Regions from separate parts of the Homo sapiens genome. Here region 1 is linked to region 2. A link is an interaction called in ENCODE POLR2A ChIA-PET data of the cell type or tissue named here. Cell type or tissue: CD4-positive, alpha-beta T cell. All regions are shown on one strand. Links, peaks and the distances in the headings refer to the core of each region. The heading gives the core; the rest is flanking DNA. Region 1 has its middle 14 kb from the start of IL4. Region 2 overlaps RAD50 (RAD50 double strand break repair protein).

Evidence for each region. Peaks named below come from ENCODE experiments on the same cell type or tissue, not always from the same donor. Only the 100,000 strongest peaks of a DNase experiment are listed, where the experiment ranks them.
Region 1: POLR2A ChIA-PET joins it to region 2 with 6 read pairs; 5 of 35 experiments call an interaction of 5 or more read pairs at or near these places.

The regions. Positions count from the first base shown.
Region 1 is chr5:132,684,069-132,692,117 of GRCh38, reverse strand. It overlaps a transcript of KIF3A not described here. Among named protein-coding and RNA genes, the nearest start is that of IL4, 14 kb to the right of the region's middle. In CD4-positive, alpha-beta T cell, for the core only: no CTCF peak of the experiment used is centred there; DNase peaks (open chromatin) are centred at 3,137 and 3,917.
Region 2 is chr5:132,629,657-132,632,156 of GRCh38, reverse strand. The region is part of intron 21 of RAD50 (RAD50 double strand break repair protein); the gene reads right to left. It also overlaps a transcript of TH2LCRR not described here. Among named protein-coding and RNA genes, the nearest start is that of TH2LCRR, 25 kb to the left of the region's middle. In CD4-positive, alpha-beta T cell, for the core only: no CTCF peak of the experiment used is centred there; no DNase peak of the experiment used is centred there.

The DNA of each region.
Region 1 (8,049 bases), core at 2,471-4,970, 57 kb before region 2:
CACAAAAGACATGATCTCATTCATTTTTATGGCTGCATAATATTCCATGGTGTATATGTACCACATTTTCTTCATCCAATCTGTCATTGATGGACATTTAGTTTGATTCTTTGGAGAAACTTTTTTTTTAATTAAATTTTATTTTATTTTATTTTAAATTTTATTTTATTTTATTTTATTTTATTTATTATTTTATTTTATTTATCTTATTTTTTGAGACAGAGTTTTGCTCTTGTTGCCCGGGCTGGAGTGCAGTGGCACAGTCTTAGCTCACTGCAACCTCCACCTCCTGGATTCAAGCAATTCTCCTGCCTCAGCCTCCTGAGTAGCTGGGATTACAGGCATGCACCACCATGCCTGGCTAATTTTGTATTTTTAGTAGAGATGGAATTTCACCATGTTGTTCAGGCTGGTCTCGAACTCCTGACCTCAGGTGATCCACCCGCCTCAGCCTCCCAAAGTGCTGGGATTACAGGCCTGAGCTACTGTGCCCAGCTGGAGAAATGTTTTTAAATGTGCTTCTTCTCATTGATAAACTGTATTTTTCACCAAAAATACTTTTTTTTTTTTGAGATGGAGTTTGGCTCTTGTTGGCCAGGATGGAGTGCAATGGCACGATCTCAGCTCACTGCAATCTCCGCCCCCCAAGTTCAAGTGATTCTCCTGCCTCAGCCTTCAGAGTAGCTGGGACTACAGGCATGCACCATCATGCTTGGCTAACTTTGTATTTTTAGTAGAGACGGTGTTTCTCCATGTTGGTCAGGCTCGTCTCGAACTCCCAACCTCAGGTGATCCACCCACCTCGGCCTCCCAGAGTGCTGGAATTACAGGTGTGAGCCACTGTGCCTAGCCCCAAAAATACTTCTATCTGAATTTTGTTATCCTTTTCATTATGTGTTTGAGAACAGAAACCAATTCTCAGGTCATAACTTAAGGAAGTGTGTATGTAGAATGTATTCTATGAAAGGTACCATTACTTAGTGGTAACAGTGCCATGATCTCATTCAGAAGCTTGAAGTATCTCCAAGACAATAACATTACTTGGGTTATTGTTAATCATGTTCTTTTGACAAACATTGATTACCAGGCACTGTGACTGGCAGGCTTAAGAACTTCAAAGTAGAAAATGAGAAATTTTGATTTGTCAACAAGTTTCAAAGGACTTTAAATTTTTATTTTTGTTTTTATTTTTTTTTAGAGTCTTGATCTGTTGCCCAGGCTGGAGTGCAGTGGCACGATTTCAGCTCACTGCAAGCTCCGCCTCCTGGGTTCACGCCATTCTCCTGCCTCAGCCTCCCGAGTAGCTGGGACTATAGGCATGTGCCACCACGCCCGGCTAATTTTTTGTATTTTTAGTAGAGACGGGGTTTCACCGTGTTAGCCAAGATGGTCTTGATCTCCTGACCTTGTGATCCGCCTGCCTCGGCCTCCCAGAGTGCTAGGATTACAGGCATGAGCCACCGCGCCCGGCCTGAAATTTTTATTTTTTAATTGACACATAATTATATTATGAGATATATCGTGATGTTTTGATAAAATACATGATGATCAGATCAGGGTAATTAGCATATACATCTTCTCAGACATTATGTCCTTGTGAACACTCAGTATTTTCTTTTCTAGCTATTTGAAAATGTTGTTGTTTACTATAGTCATTCTACAGTGCTATAAAAACACTAGACCTTCTATCTAGCTGTAATTTTGTGTCTCAAATGACTTTGTTTTTAAAGACAGGGTTTTGCTCTATTGCCCAGGCGTGAGTGCAGTGGTGCGTTCATAGCTCACTGCCCCCTTGAACTCCTGGGTTCAAGCAATCCTTCTGCCTCAGCCTCCTGAGTAACTAGGACTACAGGTGCATGCCCTCACACCTGGATAATTTTTTATTTTTACTTTTTATTTTTTGAGACAGAGTCTCACTCTGTTGCCCAGGCTGGAGTGCAGTGGCGCAATCTCAGCTCACTGCAACCTCTGCCTCCCGAGTTCAAGCGATTCTCCGGCCTCAGCCTGCCAAGTAGCTGGTACTACAGACGCAACACCATGCTCGGCTAATTTTTGTATTTTTAGTAGAGATAGGGTTTCACCATATTGGCCAGGCTGGTTTCAAACTTCTGACCTCGTGATCTGCCTGCCTCAGCTTCCCAAAGCGCTGGGATTACAGGCGTGAGCCACTGCACCTGGCGTCAAGTGGCTTTTTTAAAATGTGTTTTTTGTAGGGGTGGAAACTCCTCTGGTCATTCCAGGGGTCTTCCTCTCCCCCACTTCCAGCTTATGTAAAACTCTTACCTGTGTGTAGAACATGAAGACAAAATTAAAGGCCTGCCCTGGCATGTACAAGATAATAAATCGTGCTGCCTTTTCCCCCTTTGCCCCTCTTCTGCAATTGAGTTCTGGAGCTATGGTGTCCAGTTTCATCAAGCGATACCACTGAGCCACTCCCTTACAAACGCGTCTGTTACTGCCTGTGTTGTCGGGATGCTGCTGAAGACATTGTCCATCCTATCATCTTGTGAAGATTCTCGAGAAATTTCTTTTAAAGCTAAGTACCAGATTATTATATCAGACTATTTTCTCCCCGCATATATAAAAAGAGTGAAGTAAAATAATGCGTTTTCCACTGTGCTTTTGCTGATAGGACTATAATATCTGATGACCTGCTTATAGTCTTATTTTTCTCTGGATCATCATTTCCTCCTACTCCCTTTCTGCTTTGGTCCTAATAATGTTATTTTCTGTCTTAATCTTTTCCAATAAATCACTTTGAATCCATTTTTAAAACAAGGTAGAGTAAAAATCACTGAAGACCACCGTTAGCCTGTGCCTTTACAGAAGGAGTTAACACAGTTCTGAAGCCACAGCCTGAACTTAAAGCGAGCTGGAGGAGCCTTCCAAACACATTTATTAATTATTATCTCAATTTCTCTGTCTTAAGCTGTTTCATTTGCAAAGCAAATCAGGTATTCAGTCCTTTTTCGGAAGTTGAACAAATGTGTGGGAAAATGATTACGAAGAGGCTACTTCAAAAAGAACCTGTTTCCTCTCAGCATTTATCTTGGGCTTCCTGTGACCCAATCTTCAAGTGACTTTTATCAACGTTATCAGAAGATCAGATTGTCTCACCCAAACACGTTTATGGCTCTGACTAAAGAATATGACAGATCAGATATTCCTCTCCACCTGCTCCCCTCCCCCATCCCTTTTTAGAGGGCTGGGGAAATTTTAGTTTTTAATCAAAGGCTTTATTTCTCCAGTTGTGCAAAGGAATTTAACTGGGACTTTACAACTGAATAAAGTATTTCTCAGAGTCGATACTAATCTTAGCAAGAGGATATTGCCTAACCCAACCTAAAAGCAGCAGAGTCATTACAGAAATATTATGTTGGCCTTGATTTCTACCCCACCATGAGTTATGCTACTCACCAGGTAGCCTGTTTTGTTTTTCATTTTTAGAGACAGGGTCTCACTCTGTCACCCAGGTTGGAGTGCAGTGTCACAATCATAGCTTACTATGACCTCAAACTCTTAGGCTCAAATGATCCACCTCAGCCTCCCAAGTAGCTGGGACCACAGGTGTCTGCCACTACACTTGGCTAATTTTTTAATTTTTTGTAGAGATAGGAGCTTGCTAAGTTGCCCAGGTTGGTTTGGAACTCCTGGCTTCAAGCAGTCCTCCCGCCTTGGGCTCCCAAAGTGCTGAGGTTACAGGCGTGAGCCACTGTGCCCAGCATGTGCCCTGTTTTAAGTGTATCTCCTGCTGTAGTCCGTTACATGTGCACATCTCTTCTGTGTTTACTGTGTACCTGCTCTATGCTGAGAAGAATGTCTTTTCAAAACTCACACCCTCCCTTAGGAGAGAGAGGTGGCCACATGAATGGAGAATGACTGCATAGCATGCTGAGGGCTGTGGTAAAAGAGGCTGAATGGTGAGCTGCCAGGTACGGCATCCTTCCTGTGCAGCTGACATGGTGCCTGACACATGTCTGCCTGACCAAAGGGGCAGAAGAGGCTTCTCAGGGGAAGTTCTGTTTGAGGTCTTCAGCAGTTCAACAGCTGGGGAAAGGTATTCCAGGAGCGAGTGAGTTTGGATGCCATGTGCGTTGGTGGTGTGCTTGAAGTAGAGCAAACGGGGTGGAGGCAAATGAGCCTGAAAAGGAAAGAGATGGGACAGGATCCTACTGTGGAAGAGTTTTCTGTAAGCAGTGGGAAGCCACAGAAGGATTTTAAGTGGGCCATTCACATTGTGTTTTATTTTGAGACAGGGTCTCACTGTCACCCAGGCTGGAGTACAGTGGCATGATCAAGGCTCACTGAAGCCTCAACCTCCCAGGCTAAAGCAATCCTCCTGCTTCAACCTCCCAATTAGCTGAGAGCACAGCTGTGTAAAAATTTAATTTTTTTTTTTTTTGTAGAGACAGGATGTTGGCCAGGCTGGTCTCGAACTTTTGGGTTCAAGCGAAGCTCCCATCTCAGTCTCCCAAAGTGCCGGGATTACAGGCGTGAGCCACTGCACCTGGCCTATTTGTGTTTTAGAAAAACAACTGCTGGGCCGGGTGTGGTGGCTCACCCCTGTAATCCCAGCACTTTGGGAGGTTGAGGCAGGTGGATCACGAGGTCAAGAGATTGAGACCATCCTGGCCAACATGGTGAAACCCCGTCTCTACTAAAAATACAAAAAAATTTACCTGGGCGTGGTGGCATGCACCTGTAGTCCCAGCTACTTGGGAGGCTGAGGCAGGAGAATCACTTGAATCCCGGGGGCGGAGATTGCAGGGAGCCGAGATCGCACCACTGCACTCCAGCCTAGTGACAGAGTGAAATTCTGTCTCAGAAAAACAAAACAAAACAAAAAGAAACAACTGCTGGAGAGTTTGTGAAGGATTAGAGGGAGCAAGACGGGATGCTGGTTGGGATGGTGGTTGGGAGAGCAGATGCTATACACACCTGTGTCCCGGAGGTGGAAAGGGTCATCAGCCAGAGGAGTAACCGCCCTCTCTTCTCAGCTGTTTTGCTTGCACTCGTGATTGGTATAAACTGAGGGAGCAAATGTGTGTCCTCTTATTCACGTTGCCTAGTAAGTACCCAGGTGTGCAGTGAGCATACAAAACATCAAAACATATTTTCGTTTGGCTGAACTCTGGCTAATCAGAAACTAGAAGGAACAGACAGCTTAGAGACTTAAAGTTGGACTAGGAAGAAGTTGACAGGATGGATTAGAAGATAGCCACTTTAGGCTGGGTACAGTGGCTCATGCCTGTAATCCCAGCACTTTGGGAGGCCGAGGTGGGTGGATCACCTGAGGTCAGGAGTTCAAGACCAGCCTGGCCAACACAGTGAAACCCCATCTCTACTAATAATACAAAAAAATGAGGCAGGTGTGGTGGCAGGCACCTGTAATCCCAGCTACTCAGGAGGCTGAGGCAGGAGAATTGCTTGAAGCTGGGAGGTGGAGGTTGCAGTGAGCCAAGATCTCGCCACTGCACTCTAGCCTGGGTGACAGAGCGAGACTCTGTCTCATTAAAAAAAAAAAAAAAAAAAAAAAAACAACAACACTTTAGAGAGCCAAGGAGAGGGTGTCTGGGTACTTAGGGCAAAAGCCCAGTTGAGGAAACGCTGGGCGTGACAGCTAACTGGGGATTTTAGTACTCCACCTGGGAATGGAACTCAAACTTGAGCTAATAAATTGAATCTAGAAATCAGCCCCAAGGCTAGAGAAAGTGCCTGCCTTGCTCCTAGTGGAAGCTACTAGAAACTGAGAAGCCAACCCTGTGTGTCATAGGCCAGGCTGTGCCTAGCTCCATAAGGAAGCTCTGCGTTGTGCTTAGCCTTGAGATTCCCATCCTTAGATAATGTGGGCACCCTGAGATTATGTGAAGGAGGGCAGAGAAAAACCAAGAGCAGGGTCAATGACATGGACAGCAACAAGCAGAGCCCCCTTGGCATTTGTAACAGAGGTGACCCTTTGTAACTGTAGCCCAACAATGTTTCCATAAAAGACAGCCATAGATTTGAGCCAAATCATTTTTTGATTCATTTTTCCAATAAATAATTATTACCCCCTAGATGCCAGTTACAGATAGTTTATTCATTGGCAAAAGGTGGAGGTATGATAGCCAGGAGGGAAAGGTTCAGACTTACTGTCAATGTCATATTCCACACACAGACAAAAGGCATGTCCCATGAAGCAGGCACGGGCTGTGGCTGAGTTTGCTACATAAATGTGCTCAGATGACAAGCATCTTAACTTTCACTTAATCCTGAAGGTTTTTCACCCTCTGTTTTTTGTTTTGTTTTTTTTTTTTTGAGACAGAATCTCGCTCTGCCGCCCAGGCTGGAGTGCAATGGCACGATCTTGGCTCACTGCAACCTCCACCTCCCAGGTTCAAGCGATTCTCCTGCCTCAGCCTCCCGAGTAGCTGGATTACACGTGTGCACTAGCATCCCCAGCTAATTTTTGTATTTTTAGTAGAGACGGGGTTTCGCCATGTTGGCCAGGCTGGTCTTGAACTCCTGACCTAAGGTGATCCGCCTGCTTCAGTCTCCCAAAGTGCTGGAATTACAGGCGTGAGCCACTGCGCCCGGCCTCACCCACTGTTTTTATAAGTATCCCCCTCAATTTGTGTTCTCATTGTCTTCGGAAATTCAAAGGCTTGTTGTTGTTGCATGTTTGCATCCAGAGTCCAGGACTGCCTGACTGGGAGTAAATGGAAATGTGAGTTGCATCTTGCCTAATGAAGCTTATGTGATGACAGACCTGCTTAGAGTCTGCATGTGTCCTTTCCATGGCGTGCTCTAAATCTTCCTACTTTCCTTTACCATCCTGTCCTCATATACAAACTGTAACCCACTACCCATATCCTGTGGCAGACTACAACTCACATTAGCCATTGAATGCAAATGAGCCTCAATCAAAGAAGAAAGGAAATTAAAATTTACAGTATGTGTCTTCTCCGGTTGGCCTGAGGAGCCTCCATGACTCTCATAGCTATTTATTGCCCTTGGCATGCTGGTATTTTATGTGGGCAGGGTGAAACTGGCTGTGGTCAGGGTGAGACTTGAAGCTTTTGATTTGTTCCCTTATTTTGAAAGGGTTAAAAAGATGTTACATGTTTTGGTGTAATTTTAGTACTCATATTAATTTTGTCACATCTCTGTAAGCGAGGATGAAAAGAGAGTGCTCAATCACTGTTACTAGATCCATATTCTTACAGAGAACAAGTCTTCAAAAGGCAAGTTTTGATGACACTTGGGTTTTTTTCCCCCTTTTAATTTCTTTTAAATAACAGCTTTATTGAGATAGAATTCACCTACTACGAAATTTATCCTTTTAAAGTGTACGAGTCAGTGCTTTTTAGTATGTTCATAGAATTGTGCAACCATCACCATTATCTAATATCCGAACATTTTCATCACCCCTGAAAGAAACCCCACCCCCCATTATCAGTCACTCCCCATGCCTCCACACCCGCCTCCCACCCACAGCCTGTAGCAATCAATATTCTATTTTTGCCTCTGTGGATTCTCCTGTTCTGAATAATTCATATCAGTAGAATCATACCATATGTGGTCTTCTGCATTTGGCTTCTTTCCCGTCACATACTGTTTCCAAGGTTCATCCGGGTTGTGGCCTCTGTCAGTACTTCATTTCTTTTTATTGACAAATAATATGCCATTGTATGGATATGCCACTTTTTGTTTATCCATCAGTTGATTGACATTTTGGTTGCTTCTACTTTTTTTTTTTTTTCTTTGAGACAGGGTCTTATTCTGTCGCTCAGGCTGGAGTACAGCAGCGCAGTCATAGCTCATTGTAGCCTCAACCTCCCAGGCTTGAGCCATCCTCCCACCTCAGCCTCTCCAGTAGCTGGGACTACAGGCATGTGCCACCATGCTCAGCTAGTTTTTTGTAGAGACAGGGTTTTGCCTTGTTGCCCAGGCTGGTCTTGAACTCCTGGCCTCAAGTGATCCTCCTGCCTCGGCCTCCCAAAGTGCTGGGATTACAGGTGTGAACCACTGCTCCCAGCCACTTCTACTTTTTTGCTATTATGAATAATG
Region 2 (2,500 bases), core at 1-2,500:
CATAACATTCCAAGGATGGGAGAGATAGCACAGGAAAATATGGGACAAAATTGTTTGGTTAGAACACACTTGGTAGTAGGAATTGAAATGGGAAAGCCCAGGTATGGAAGTCATTCCTAAAATTAGAAGGGAATAGGGACCACCAGCTTTAGGAAAATGAAGCTGGCAGAAGTATAATGGGTGGAGGTGGGGGTAGGAAGGACGGTAAGAGATAAGAGGTGGGAAAGGTGCCACGGTAATAGGTGAGAGTTACTTAGGCTGAAGCCATGGAAAGAAGGCAGCTCTGGGCTGGGTGCGGTGGCTCACACCTGCAATCCCAGCACTTTGGGAAGCTAAGGTGGGAGGATAGCTTGATCCCAGGAAGTCAAGGCTGCAGTGAGCTGTGATCATAGCACTGCACTCCAGCCTGGGTGACAGAGTGAGATCCTGTACAAGAACCCTATAGGAGCTATTGAGTGACATATAGTGGCCCAATTAACTTAACACGCTTTTATCACTTGGACTTTACAGGCATTTAACATCAAATAACTTACAGAATGACCTTGAAAGTCCATGACTGTCTGGTGAGGCAAAGATTTGAATTTCATGGGCTGCAAACTGTTATGGTCAAGTAGCCATCTGGCTAGTGTATCAGCTCCACCACCTGCCTGGAGTATGCACATCTCTCAGTTAAATGCATATACTAACTCATGCGAAGTAGTATGATTTCTTTGTGAAAACTGGCTCTTAAAGTGAGAGGCCAGGTGAGGTGGCTCACGCCTGTAATCCCAGCACTTTGGGAGGCCAAGGTGGGTAAATCACTTGAGGTCAGATGTTAGAGACCACCCTGGCCAACATGGTAAAACTCTATCTCTACTAAAAATACAAAAATTAGCCGGTGTGGTGGTGGGCACCTGTAATCCCAGCTATTTGGGAGGCTGAGGCAGGAGGATCGCTTGAACCTGGGAGGTGGAGGTTACAGTGAGCCGAGTTTGCAAGAATGAACTCCAGCCTGGGTGACAGAGCCAGACTCTGTCTTAAAAAAAAAAAAAAAAAAAAGTGAGACTCTCTCGGAGCTCAGAAAATAATGATTTATAAATTACTTTAGTCTGATATTTAAATACTCATTAAGAGTCTGAAAGATTTCATTAAAAATTTCAGTAACAATCGATTGCATTTTATGAGGAAAAATGATGGCTTTAATGGCATTTATATTTCTGGTAATCCATGAAAGTCTTAACAAGCTTGTCCAGCCTGCCTTATTTTGTTGTTCTGTTTTGTTCTAGGCTTTTAGCAGACTGAAGCCATGGTTTTTAGTTTTGTCTCTAGTGATGAGCAGAAAAGAGGGATGAGGAAGAGGCTTTACTGGTCCAACCAGAAAGAGAAGCTAAGAACCCATGACTGGATTCTCTCCCTTGGACACCCCACAGACCAATATCTCACCTTCCAGGAGAAGACCCTTCCAGCTCTTGCTTCTTTAAACCTATTAACTTAGTTTTCTTTAGCTAGACTCCCAAACATCAGCTTTTACAATTCAGCCTATGGTTCAATCACTATGGCAAGATAAACATTTGTTTAGGTGTGAAACACCACTGGCTATCTTTGGGTTTTGTAATCTACCCTCTTGAGGTTGCAGGAGCTACTGTGAAACCTTACTGCATCCATGGTCATGATAGAGATGGTGACTCTAAGGTGAGCCCTGAATAAAGCCCTCATCTGAAGCTCCCCTCGAATGCAGGGACCCAGGCTCTGAAGAGCCTCACAGAAAGCTGGCTACCTTGGATGCAAAACTGTAAAGGTTACGTGTTTACAATGAGTCTTAAAAGAAGCATGACCTGGCCAGGTGCGTGGCTCATGCTTGTAATCCCAGCACTTTGGGAGGCCAAGGCAGGTGGATCACAAGGTCAAGAGATCAAGACCATCCTGGCCAACATGGTGAAACCCCGTCTCTACTAAAAATACAAAAAATTAGCCGGGTGTGGTGGCAGGCGCCTGTAATCCCAGCTACTTGGGAGGCCGAGGCAGAAGAATTGCTTGAACCCGGGAGGTGGAGATGGCAGTGAGCTGAGATCGCACCATTGGAGTCCAGCCTGGGCAAAAAGAGCGAAACTCTGTCTCAAAAAAAAAAAAAAAAGTATTACCTAATATGCAACCTTCCACATCTGGGGAAAAATGAGAGTAGAACATTTTGGGCATGGGGTAGAACACCATATCTTGAGTGATATATTCTAACATCATTTAAATTGGTATATTGTATTAGTATGGGGTAATACATTCCAAATGATGGATAATTTCCCCCTTTTCATCTATGTGTCTCTGACCACTGCCAATGCTTATACTTAGTGATGTTTTTAGATGATTACTAATAACAGATGGTAATCAGCTTTTCTTGAAAATGCACTGCTGACTTCCTGTGTTACCTTAAATAGACAGCTGAACGCAACAATTACACTGACTGCATGCTTTATTCTAAGACGTGAAAGAATGAGGGAAATTTTGTACCTTACTTTCTTCTGGGTGA